Linked DNA regions of Mus musculus: all the other regions are linked to region 3. Evidence: chromatin contacts called from ENCODE POLR2A ChIA-PET data. All regions are on one chromosome and are shown on one strand. Each heading gives the region's core, a stretch centred on a gene start or an enhancer-like site at or near the end of the contact. The rest is flanking DNA. Distances are from core to core; before and after follow the strand shown.

Region 1 (4,093 bases), core at 317-2,816, 110 kb before region 3:
TTCCTCATACAGCTGAGTCCCCCATAACCTGGCTCTCTTCAGGAAGACGTATGTCATCTAGTAAGGCCAGCAGGCACTCTGAGTACTCATATTTACCAAACGCTTCTGATGACTGTACTGTTTCATACGACAGAACCTTGAAGGGCATCTTATTTTACAGATTAATGCTGGCTGAGAATAATGCAACAACCAATAGTACTGAATTTGGCTTTTTGTTCATTTTTTTGGTAAGAGTGAAGCTTAAACCAGTTTTTCAAGCTCAGGCATGGTGGAACAAGCCTATTAATATCTGTTAGGGACCTGGAAGAGAAAGATCCCAAGTTCGAGGCCACTAGGGTACAGAGCCTGTTCGAGGCCTACAAACAGGTTCATATTGTAATGGAAATGCTCTTCGGAAGCAAGCCGGGAAGCATCAATCCTTGTATCAACAGCCCAGCATAACCACCTTGCCACTACGAGCACCCGCAACGATTTTATTGCAATTTTTAACCAGCTGGTTTGTTAAACTGAACCTCTAAGCCCTGATGTCTTCTCTTACATTCTTAGCCATTGATGGAAAATGCTAAGGTGACTATGTGAAAGACCTGAAGTCTTTCTGTACTCACTACGTCTACGATAAATGGCACCGTTTTAACATCCTCCCCCTACACATGACGGCCAAAGGAATTTGCATCCCTTAAGAAAAATTATAGGTCTACGGTCATTATGAAACAATGTGCGGGGGGGGGGGGGGCGCAGAGAAGTGGTGGGGAACACGCAACCGTGTTGAGTGACTAGTCATTTCAGAGTGCTCTATTAGAGCACAGCCCTCGACTACCGAGGCTGTGAAACAAATCCGACACAAACCTTCATCTAATGCTTTTAAAGGCTGCGGCCAGGCAAAGCCAACCGCTCAAAACGCTGTTCTTGTAACAGGCCCCACTTCTGCATCTCGCCCTGCAGGGCTTCGGGGGCCCCAGAAAAAAAAAGGCGAGGGACAAACCGCCTCCAAACGTCTTTAGGCGAGACTTGCAATTGATGTGAGCTTTCCAGGAAGTACTGCGCACCACAAAACTGGCTCGTGGGCCATTCCGCGGGCAGATCCAAACCCTGCCAGGCTCGCAGCCCATGAGGGGAGCCCCGCACCCGCCTCACGAGAACTGAGGCCAGGCTGCCAGCCCAGAGAGACCAGGGGAACCGAGAGCGGCGCCTGCCCGCCCACTCCGCGAGAAAGGCGGGGTCCCAGCTAGCGGACGCTGGGAAACAATGGCGCGAGCATGACGTGGGCCGGGGGCGTCGCCGCCGCGCGGGGAAGGGGCTGCGGCGGGCCGGGGGCGCCCGGGCCGGGGGCGTGCGCCACGCCGGGGCGCTGAGGCCGCGGGCGCGCGGGCAGATCTGGGCCGGGGTAGGGAGCCCTGAGGAAAGGGACGCCGGGCGGACGGCGGGGGCCGCTGGGTCGCGCGCTGGGCCGCGCATCCTCCCCAGCCTGCTCGCTCGCCGCCCGCCCGCTCCAAGCCCCCTCCCGCCCGCCGCGGGTGCCGCCGCACTCACCGGCCGCACCGCACGGCAGCAATCCTAGCGCGCAACTGCCGCAGCCGCCTCGGCGCGCGCCCTCCCCGCCCCCGCCGCCCCGGCACCGCCCCCAGCTCGCGCCCGGCCAGGGACCGGCGCTCTGTTCCTTACCCGGGCTCCGCCGCAGAAGCCGGCCGCGGCGATGCTCCCTGGCGGGCGGTCCTGTCTCAGGGCCCCTCACAGGGCTCGGGGAACTTCCCACCACAGAACTCCCAGAGCTGCTAAACTCCGAGGGTGATGCACGTTAACAACCTATCCATTTCCTAGGAATAACCACCTCTTGGCTTTTTGCCTGCTCCCCTCAGCACACTCCTGGCTGCCCCGCCCCTACCTTAGGTGACCACGCCTACTCTGCGAGAGGCTTTCCCTAAGGTGGGAAGAGTGTGTCCCTTACTCCTAGCAGCTTACTCCTAGACAAACGAACCAGAGGGTCTCCCTGGAAGACCTTGAACTCAACTCCATGATAATCATAGGGACCAGCTTTGGGGTTTATCAGAATGAGTTCAAATCCTAGTTTCACTACTTACCCAGGGAACCAACCAAGGAACCTGACTACACACAGTTGATTTATCCGAGATATTATTGATAGAATGAAACAATACAGACTCCAGGCTTAGTTCTGGATCCTAGCAAACAATAAATAGTAGTTGAATACACTGACACCCGTTACCGTACTTCACTACAAGACAGCCCACCCACTATGTCCAGAACACTGCATTCCTTAGTCTGGGCAGCTCTGGAATTCATCGCAAAGACCAAATTCTAGTCCTGGGAGCCTCGGAAAAGCAACTGATCTACTGGTTCTTCGACCTTGGACTTTGCCCAAGATCTTCCCGAGTTGGGGATATTTGATCCCTCCCATTGTTTTTCCTCTGTCCTAATTCTGAGGATCTTTGTCTTTCTCTCAGGCATTTGGCTGATTTGATTTTGATTTCCTTTAGATGGTATCATCCAAGACTAAGCCAAGTTTTGTAGTACCATCATAATCAAGGAGGACTATGGCTTCCACTTTGTAACAGCGCCTTGCATTTGTGCAGTAAAGTTCTCAGTGAACACTAAGTATGGTAGCTTGCCGGGAGTCCTAGCTTCTGGAGATGCTAGGACTAAGGCAAGAGGATTACGTGAGCCCAGAATTTGAAGTTAACCTGAGCAACATAATGAAAGAAAGAAAAAAGGGAGAGGAAGCAATGGTGAGGGGGGGGGGGGGAACAAGGAAGAAAGAGGAGGAAGGAGAAGAAAATGAAAAAGAGAAGAAAGTTCTTGGCAGACATACTACTGACTCATTACACTTGCAGTCAACCTGAACCACAGGGTGTTTTTGAAAACAGGAGGGCTCTGCTAACAGCTTCTACTTACCCTCCTGTGCCTTTCACCCTGCCTAGGTCAGCTGAGGATAAGCCCCTATTAGGCTTTTCACCTATTAGGCTTTTCAACATGGGAAAAATGGCATGTAAGCCAGTTTGCAGTTAGCTTAATACCACCTTTAAGCCAAGTATGTTTCTAGAAAGCCTGGTTTTGTAGGTAGGCCTGGAGTGGTTAAAGCTTACCTTGAATTCCTCTCAGGAGGCAGAGGCAGGTGGATCTCTGAATTCAGGGCCAGCCTGATCTACAGAGCAAGTTCTGGGCCAGCCAGGGCTACCAAATAAGACCCTGTCTCAAAATAAGTAAATAAATGCCCAGTTCTGTGACTAAAGACTGGTACGGGGCCGGGCGTGGTGGCGCACGCCTTTAATCCCAGCACTTGGGAAGCAGAGGCAGGCGGATTTCTGAGTTCCAGGCCAGCCTGGTCTACAGAGTGAATGCCAGAACAGCCAGGGCTACACAGAGAAACCCTGTCTGGGGGGGGGGGGCGGGGGACTGGTAGGGGGCTGTGTACATTTGACAGGAAAAAAGGAGAGTGCACACAGAGACTACAGAGAAGTAACAACAGGGTATGTTAATAATGGGTTTGCTTTCAGTGACAAGAGTTAGGTATCTTTTTATTCTTATTTTTCCTTTTCCTGTTTGAGTCTCTGTAGAACAGGTTAGCTTCAAACTCATGAGAATCCTCCTGTCTCAACTACAATTATAAGCATGAGCCACCACGTCTGGCTTTTCTTTATACTTCTTCACAAATTTTCCTACATTGTGTTACTTTTATAATTGAGAAATCTGAGAGGCCGAGGCACCGGGTCTGAGTTCCACTCTCTGGCATCCACACGAAGCCAGCATGGCTCTATGCAGCCTATCATCCCAAGACCAAGAGGTGAGAACAGGACCCCTGGGCTCCTGCCAGCCAGGCTAGCCAATCAGTTAGCCCCGTTCAGCGAGAGACCCCTATCTCAAAACGTTTGCTACGAGGGGCTACACAGATGGCTCAGCAGTTAAGAGCACTGACTGATCTCCCAGCTGACTGACTTTACCTTCAGTTTCAGGGGATGTGACCCTCCCTCTCATGCATGTAGGCAAAACACGAATACACACTTAAGAAAAAACTTTATTTTAGTTGATAGAAGGTGGAGGGATGGCTCAGCAGTTAGGAGCACTTGCTGCTCTTCTAGTG
Region 2 (3,957 bases), core at 582-3,081, 80 kb before region 3:
TGTTCACTGCTGTTCTACTCTCCATGGCTAGGAAATGGACTTGGATAATGAAAAGGCAGTACACACGCACGCACACACAACACATACATATATGCACACAATACACACACATACACACAGGCATACACACATAAACATACAACACATACATACATACATACATACACACACACACACACAGACATACACACATAAACACACAACACATACATACATGCACACACATACGCATACACACACACACAGAGGCATACACACATAGACACACAACACATACATACATGCACACACACACACAGGCATACACACATAAACACACAACACACACACACACACACAGAGGCATACACACATAAACACACAACACATACATACATGCACACACACACACAGGCATACACACATAAACACACAACACACACACACACACACACAGAGGCATACACACATAAACACACAACACATACATACACGCACCCACAGATTTTATTCAGCTGTTAAAAAAAGAAATTATAATATTTCTAGGAAAATGAAGAAAACTTTAAAATTGTATACTAACTGAGGTAACCCAAGGTCAGAAAGACAAATGTTGCATGTTCTCCTCATATGCAGATCCCAGCTTTGAATTTTTAGTTTTTTGCATTTCATACCTGCAGAAGCCAGAAAACCAGAAGAAAGCCGTGGGGGGGAGGGGGGGATGGCCGAAGAGGGGGAGGGAAGTAGAAAGGTAGAGATGCTTCAGGAGGGAAAGGGTGGGGGATGGGGACGCAAGGGGGTTAGGAGGTTAGCCAGACTGAAGGAGATATGAAAAAAAAAAAAAACCCATAAGGGAACCTAATATCCAATAACCCCATTTAAAATGCAATTTTAATTTCAGCCGGCCGTGTTGGCACACGCCTTTAATCCCAGCACTAGGGAGGCAGAGGCAGGCGGATTTCTGAGTTCGAGGCCAGCCTGGTCTACAAAGTGAGTGCCAGGACAGCCAGGGCTATACAGAGAAACCCTGTCTCGAAAAAAAAAACGAAAAAAAAAAAAAAAAAAGATGTAATTTCAGTGTTGGAGAGATGGCTCAGCAGTTAAGAGAACCTGCTGCTCCTCCACAGGATGTGAGTTCGGATCCTAGCAGCCATGTCAGGCAGCTCACGACTGCCTTAGGAGTTACTGCACTGGAGGGCAAAGGAACAGGGCCAGGCTGAGCGAGCAGGGGCACCGCCTTCTCTTCCAATGTGCGAGACACTTACAGCATCAGCTCATGGCTACCAGAAGAGGCCTTGCTGGGATGAGTTTTTGAGTAGTCAGAAAGAAGTCAGGAAGGACAAAGGCAAGAGGAAGGGAAGGGAGATATAATGATGGGGGTGGGGTGGGGGTGGTACTAAGGTCCCCAACCCAGGGTGTGTACTCAGATGAGAAGTGGTAAAAGAAGAAAGGGAGCCATTACTGCCTTTAAAAAACCATGCATGTGTGTGTGTGTGTGTGTGTGTGTGTGTGTGTGCGCGCGCGCGCGCACACACACATGTAGCAGCTGGAAGACAATCTCGGGTTTCATCATCAGGCCATCTGCCTCCTTGGAGACTGAGCCTTTTCCTGACTAGACAGCCCCAGGGATCCTCCTGTCTCTGCCACTCCAACGATGGGATTACAAGGGCACACCATCACACCCAAAAATCTTTACATAGGTTCTGGGGATTGAACTCAGATCCTGTGCAAGCATTTTACCAACCGAGCCATCTCCGAAGCCCAAGGCCATTTATTTTCAAAGAGAGATGCAGGCAGGCAGGCAGGCAGGCAGGCAGGCAGTTGGGAGCAGGCTTGGGTATTGGGGAAGTAAGCAGGCTAAAGACAGGACGTTCTGGCCAGAAACCAGAAGGCTGGCATTGCTGAGCCCCAGTGTCATGACAAGATCCGGGGTGTGCCTGACTGAAGTGGCAGTCATGTCGTCACAGGTCGGGAATGGTGAAGTGATTCAAGTCTGGTAGTTCAACATAGTCTCTACATGCAAGGAGCTGAAGCAGGGGGATTGGTGTGAGTTTGAGGTCATGGGTGGGATATGCAGGCAATTACAGATCAGGACAGATTGTAAAATGACATCCTGCTTTTAAAAATATATAATAACCAAGAATCTGAAATAAATGATCCTCAGGAATCAGAAAATAAGTGTCTGGTAAGTTCTGTCTTCGGAGGGTTGAAGAAAAGGCCCAAGTAGGGAAAGTGGCTACAACTCAACCGCTCAGGTCAGGAAATGCTGTGGTCTTGCTTGAACAAACGGTCCTTACGCTACAGCCTCCACGAGAGTCAGTACAACTATCCAAACACAGATTCGCGGGGCCAACAGTGGCTGTGCTCTGGGGCTAAGGAGCTACATTCTAAATTCAGCTGCTCTGGGGTCCAGAAATCATGTCGTTAATGACTCTGAAGATGGTGGTTCACGGCGCTGAGAAGCCGTGCTCACAGAGAGGAAGAACAATGAGTTGGCAGAAATTCTGGTCAGCTCTATATCGCGCTGAGGAATAAGGAGCTCAATTTACAAGTCCCCTCTGGGAAAGAAAACACTAACAAAATGCGTTTTAGAAAGACAAGGCAGTTTTAATGAAAAGGGGTGCCACGCCCTGAAGAGACCCAGGGGTCTCCCCCTCCCCCCCAGGGAAAGTCATTGTGCAGAAAGATAAAACTGTTCTGTACCCATTACCCAGCCGCACCCTCCTGCACTCCTAGGAGACTGCTCTGCTGAGCAGATAAGTAGTGTGGTCTCTAACAACCACACAAAAGACCTGCACAGAGCCAGGTGGGGGCACTGCCTGCTGTAAAGGTCTGCCTGAGTCACCCCTGACAGGAACCAGCTTCTCCTAGCCCTGGAGTTTTCTTCACTATCTGTGATTGGGCTCCCCTAGTCTCTGGGCAAAAGAAAGAAAGAATAAATATTAACTAAAGGTGCAGCTGTGGCAGGGTGCCCAGGCACTCCCCTCCCTTCAGCCTCCTTGCCCCCTGACCCAGAGGCTGGAACCAACCGCTGGGCTCTCAGGTTCATGATCTGCTTGGCTGCTCCTGCAGAAAGAGGGGAGAGGCGAGCATTTCTCTGCATAGCCCTGGATGGCAACCAGCCATTCATTGGCGGGAGGGGCCTTTACAGGTGGCTAAAGTGATGTATAGTCACTGCTGGGGCCTCCTGGACTCAAGTAGCTGACCCATATGATCTCCAAGTCAGCCAAAGCCAAGGCCCACATTCCTTCCATGTGTTACACTTCACCAGTTGTTACATTGTGTTATATTGTGTTACATTATGTTACATTAACCAGTAGCCAGCTAAGCAGATTGTATTCGTCACTGGGTGGTAGGGTGGGATAATTAGAGACCCAGTGATAAATTATTTGTTCAATGAGAATAATAATGCCTGCCTCACTCCTTGGCTATTGAATTAAAGAGATGTTAAAGAAATGAAAACTAAAGAAATAAATTCGTAAGTATTTTTTTTTTAAAAACATCTTTCAGGATGGGGAGATGGCCTTGTGGGTAGATACCCAGAAGCCATTGCAGTAGTGTGCATTGCTGAACTGCGTCCTGCCTTGCCGCTGGGATGCCTGGGCACAGCTGGCATGCAGCTCGGGGGAGGCAGAACGAAGTCCCCAGAATGGTGGTCTGCTGCGGGGTCTGGGACCTATGCCGTGGTTCCCAGTCTCCTATGTACCTGGGCGCCACTGGCATACAGCTGGGAGTCGGGGCACAGGGTCCATGGTCCATGCTTCCCCTTGGGGCATCCATGCACTGGACAGGAAGGGGAAGACAGAGTCCAGGAAGGGCGGGACCAGTCTGATTACAAGTGAGCTCTGGAAGAAGAGAGAGAAGGACTTCTTCGGGAGTTTAGGCGAGGCTCTTTAAGATGAAGGCCTTCCCCGCAGCTTGCTTGGTCATATTGGTTTATTTGATGGTGGATATTAATTGCATACACTTCACTCAGGGTGA
Region 3 (3,897 bases), core at 873-3,372:
AAATCCTCTAGTTGGGTTTCAGGAAAAATAGCAACAAAGAATAGAATCAAAATACTATGAAAAATACAACAGTTGAAGAAAATAAACTAAATAAATGTAGCGGTATAGCTGTAGGCTAAAAATGTATTATTGTACTGAAAAAAAAAAAACAGGTAGAGAGGGAAAAGGATGGTAGAGGAACTCTCTGCCAACTGACCTCGAAGACAAAACTGTACACTGGCACTTTCCTACAAGGGGGAGCAGGACAAAGAAGAAACATTTGTAAACATGCTTACTAAGTATGAAGAACTACAGAAAAAAAAATGTCAGAATGAGGACTGCAGAGATGGCTCAGAGGTTAGGAGCATTGGCTGCTGTTGCAGAGGTCCCGAGTTCAATCTCCAGCAACCACATGATGGCTCACAACCATCTATAATGAGGTCTGGTGCCCCCTTCTGGTGTGCAGGCATACATGCAGGCAGAACATTGTATACATGATAAATAAATCTTAAAAAAAAAATGTCAGAATGAAACAGTAACCTGTGAAATGAAAGGAAATCAGAAGGGCAAGAGCTGGAGAGAAGGAGTGGGCGCCCTTCAAAGACCCAGACTGACGCAGAATCTGAATGATTAAGGACCCTGGGAGCAGGGAGCAGAAAGGAAGAAGACAGAAACAAGATAACAAAAGGGTCTCCTAGGCACCCAGTGACTTTATTTCTTCTGGTGAAACAGGAAACACTGTACTTGAAGTCATTAGCCTCAGCTAAAGCACAACGTGGACGCTGGACTCTCAGAGACCCGCGTAGAGAGGACAAAGGTGGCCATACTTCCCCAAGTCAGACACCTTCTTCCCATCTCCTTCCAAGTAAGGGCTGCTGTTGTAGCCCAGCAGCAGAACACTGCCTAGGATTCAAGAGGCAGGGTGAGGTTCACTTCCTAGTACTGCCCCAAACAACAACAAAATAGTAACAATGGGTAATTAATACACAGTAGAAACATTTTAGTCATAAAAACGTCTATATAAAAACTTTTTAGCTGGACCCCTACACTTGGAAGGTGAAGGCAGGAGGACCAGAAATTCAAGGTCCCCCTTAACTTCACAGCAGGTTCAAGGCCAGCCTGCGTGCATAAGACCCTGCCTTAATCTTTTCTTTAAAAAGGAAAAAAAATTTTTTCCTTAGGACAGAAATGGTTTATTTGGTAACAAGGAATGAGAAGAAATTAACTTTTTTTTCTCTTTAACTTTATAGTTGATTTTGTTGTTGGTTTTGGTTTTGTTGTTCTTGTTCTTGTTGGAGACAAGGTCTCCGGAGACAGTGTAGCCCTGACTGATCTAGAACTTGCTGAGGCGATCCTGTGACCTCTATCTTCGGCTTAAATTTATTTTTAGAAACTACATCCAGCTTAAAGGCTTTTTTAAAAAAAATAAACGATATAACATATACTGTAAAGTTCACAAAGCTAGATTTTTACAGGAATAAAAAGTGAAAAAGAGCCGGGCGTGGTGGCGCACGCCTTTAATCGCAGCACTCAGCGGATTTCTGAGTTCGAGGCCAGCCTGGTCTACAAAGTGAGTTCCAGAACAGCCAGGGCTCTATAGAGAAACCCTGTCTCGAAAAAACAAACCAAACCAAAAAAAAAAAAAAAAAAAGAAAGAAAGAAAAACTGAAAAAGTAACCACTGCTCAGCCCACAGCATCAGAGAGCCTTTCCAGTAACTAGGAGGCCTCTTTCTGATAAATGCTATGTGCTTTTGAATTAAATACCTGGGCGTGAATCGTTTTCTTCGCGTGTGATTTTAGCATGGTATTTAACCTCTTTGGATTCTGGTTAAGCCGTCTGTAAAGACTCCAGGGATTAGCACCTTTAAACTTGTTGAATTAAAAGAGCTCGTATAATATAAAACGGCTATCTCATCGCCTGAATGCAATAAACGGTAATTAGCAGGCAAATGCAATAGAGACTGACGGTAAGCAACTCCCACTTCCTGCCTGCCTTTCGCTCGGTTTTGAAAGTAGCTCTTTCTCGTGCCTTTTCTCCTCGCTAGCTCCTCCCACTGCCGTAAATGGCCTGCCCCGGCTGTCGTGAAACGCCCTACCCCCGCCCTCCATGTGGCGAAAACGCAGTCACGCTTGACGGCGCGAGGTGGCTCAGCCGCAAGATGGCGGCGCTGGCGGAGGAGCAGACGGAGGTGGCGGTCAAGCTAGAGCCTGAGGGACCGCCGACGCTGCTACCTCCGCAGGCTGGCGACGGCGCAGGCGAGGGGAGCGGCGGCACTCCCAACAACGGCCCCAACGGCGGCGGCGGCGGGAATGTGGCAGTGGCAGCGGCGGCCGGCGGGGACGGCGGGACCCCCAAGCCTGGGGTGGCTGTCTCCGCCGCTGCCCCGGCGGGGGCGGCCCCGGTGCCCGCCGCTCCGGCGGAGGCCGGCGCTCCCCACGACCGACAGACCCTCCTGGCCGTGCTGCAATTCCTCCGGCAGAGCAACCTCCGCGAGGCCGAAGAGGCGCTGCGCCGGGAGGCCCGGCTGCTGGAGGAGGCGGTGGCGGGCTCCGGAGCTCCGGGAGAGTTGGACGGGGCCGGCGCGGAGGCGGCCAGCGCGCTTCTCAGCCGGGTCACCGCTTCAGTTCCCGGCTCTGCGGCCCCCGAGCCTCCGGGGACGGGCGCCTCGGTGACCTCGGTGTTCTCGGGTTCAGCCTCAGGTCCTGCGGCTCCGGGAAAGGGTGAGTCTCGGGCTCCCGGGCTGAGGAGCGCCGGCTGGAAGGGGAGCTAGCCGGGAAGGCGAGGGCTGGCGGGCCTGCACCTCTGCGGGCTTGTTTTGAATTTCCTGGGCCCGCCTCTAGGGCCACACGCCCGCCCCTTTCGCTCCTGCGCCGGCTGCGCAGTCAAACCCTCTTCTGAGCTGTCAGTTCCAGCCAGAGGCTGAGCAGCAGGGCTGTGGAGTCGAGGGAGGCGCCAGGGACCGGGGATTGACAGAAGAGGGGAACCTTAGGGGTTTCGGGGTTTCTGCTCTTACTTAGACTTAGGAACCTAGGATTGGGTTCGCGTGAACACGAGTATCGTACTGTCACATTCCCATACTACTATTGTACAGCAGGTACTTTCCGTGTCTTGATTTTTCACAACTGTATAGTTCTCATCTCTCCTTTTGAGACGAGACAACGGACTTTTTGAGCAAAGCCGGAAGGGCTTGCTTTGGATAACACCTCCAGAGTGGAGGTTGTAAGTGTTTCTTAGAATGTGGGCTGAGAACCGCTGGTGTTAAGTGTTTTAGAGGATTTCTGAGCATCACTTAAGGCTTATTAAACTCTGTAAGGGCAGAGTCTGGGAATCTGCCTTGCAGAGCTTTTGAAAACTCTTAAGTCTACGGGCAGGAGTGGGGCAGACCTTTTTGTCTCTGTTGCTTTTTCTTGTGTGATGTCAGTTAAAGGTTTTTTTTTGGGGGGGTTATTTTATTTTATTTTGCCTTTTTACTAAGTAAGTTATTACGAGTCTAAGATGTAATGAGTAATGTGCCTAGTTCTGAAAGTTTAGTTCCTGACTCCAGTTACTGACAACCCATGTCCACGTTTCTCCCAGAAACTTGTCACAAATCCATATCGTAAAACACTTTCGGATGAAGACGCTTGCTGCCATGTATGATCCCCTGAGTTGGGTCCTCAGAACCGACACGGTGGAAGGAGAGTCCCAGCTACCTGAAACTTGTCTTTAATATACACCAAACTTAAAAATTTTAAACTCGGGGCTGGAGAGATGGCTCAGTGGTTAAGAGCACCGACTGCTCTTCCGAAGGTCCTGAGTTCAAATCCCAGCAACCACATGGTGGCTCACAACCATCTGTAATGAGATCTGATTCCCTCTTCTGGTGTCTGAAGACAGCTATGGAGTACTTATGTATAATAATAAATAAATCTTTAAA

Evidence for each region. ChIA-PET counts read pairs that join two places held with the same protein, here RNA polymerase II (POLR2A).
Region 1: POLR2A ChIA-PET joins it to region 3 with 27 read pairs in Patski. The contact joins the promoter of Nt5c2 here to the promoter of Taf5 in region 3. POLR2A ChIA-PET finds 5 or more read pairs at or near these places in 3 of 5 experiments (Patski and embryonic stem cell).
Region 2: POLR2A ChIA-PET joins it to region 3 with 12 read pairs in Patski. The contact joins the enhancer-like site here to the promoter of Taf5 in region 3. POLR2A ChIA-PET finds 5 or more read pairs at or near these places in 4 of 5 experiments (Patski and embryonic stem cell).

What each region holds. Positions count from the first base shown.
Region 1 is chr19:46,960,742-46,964,834 of GRCm38, forward strand. Nt5c2 (5'-nucleotidase, cytosolic II) reads right to left here and starts at 1,567. Exons shown (of 18, transcript NM_029810.5): 1 at 1,531-1,567.
Region 2 is chr19:46,985,965-46,989,921 of GRCm38, forward strand. It overlaps a transcript of Nt5c2 not described here. Among named protein-coding and RNA genes, the nearest start is that of Nt5c2, 26 kb to the left of the region's middle. Within about 2 kb of position 1,832, at least 1 of the 3 ENCODE cell types and tissues checked has a DNase peak (open chromatin) inside an H3K27ac peak, as active enhancers do.
Region 3 is chr19:47,065,626-47,069,522 of GRCm38, forward strand. It overlaps Taf5 (TATA-box binding protein associated factor 5), which reads left to right and starts at 2,123. Exons shown (of 11, transcript NM_177342.3): 1 at 2,123-2,701. The coding sequence starts at 2,140.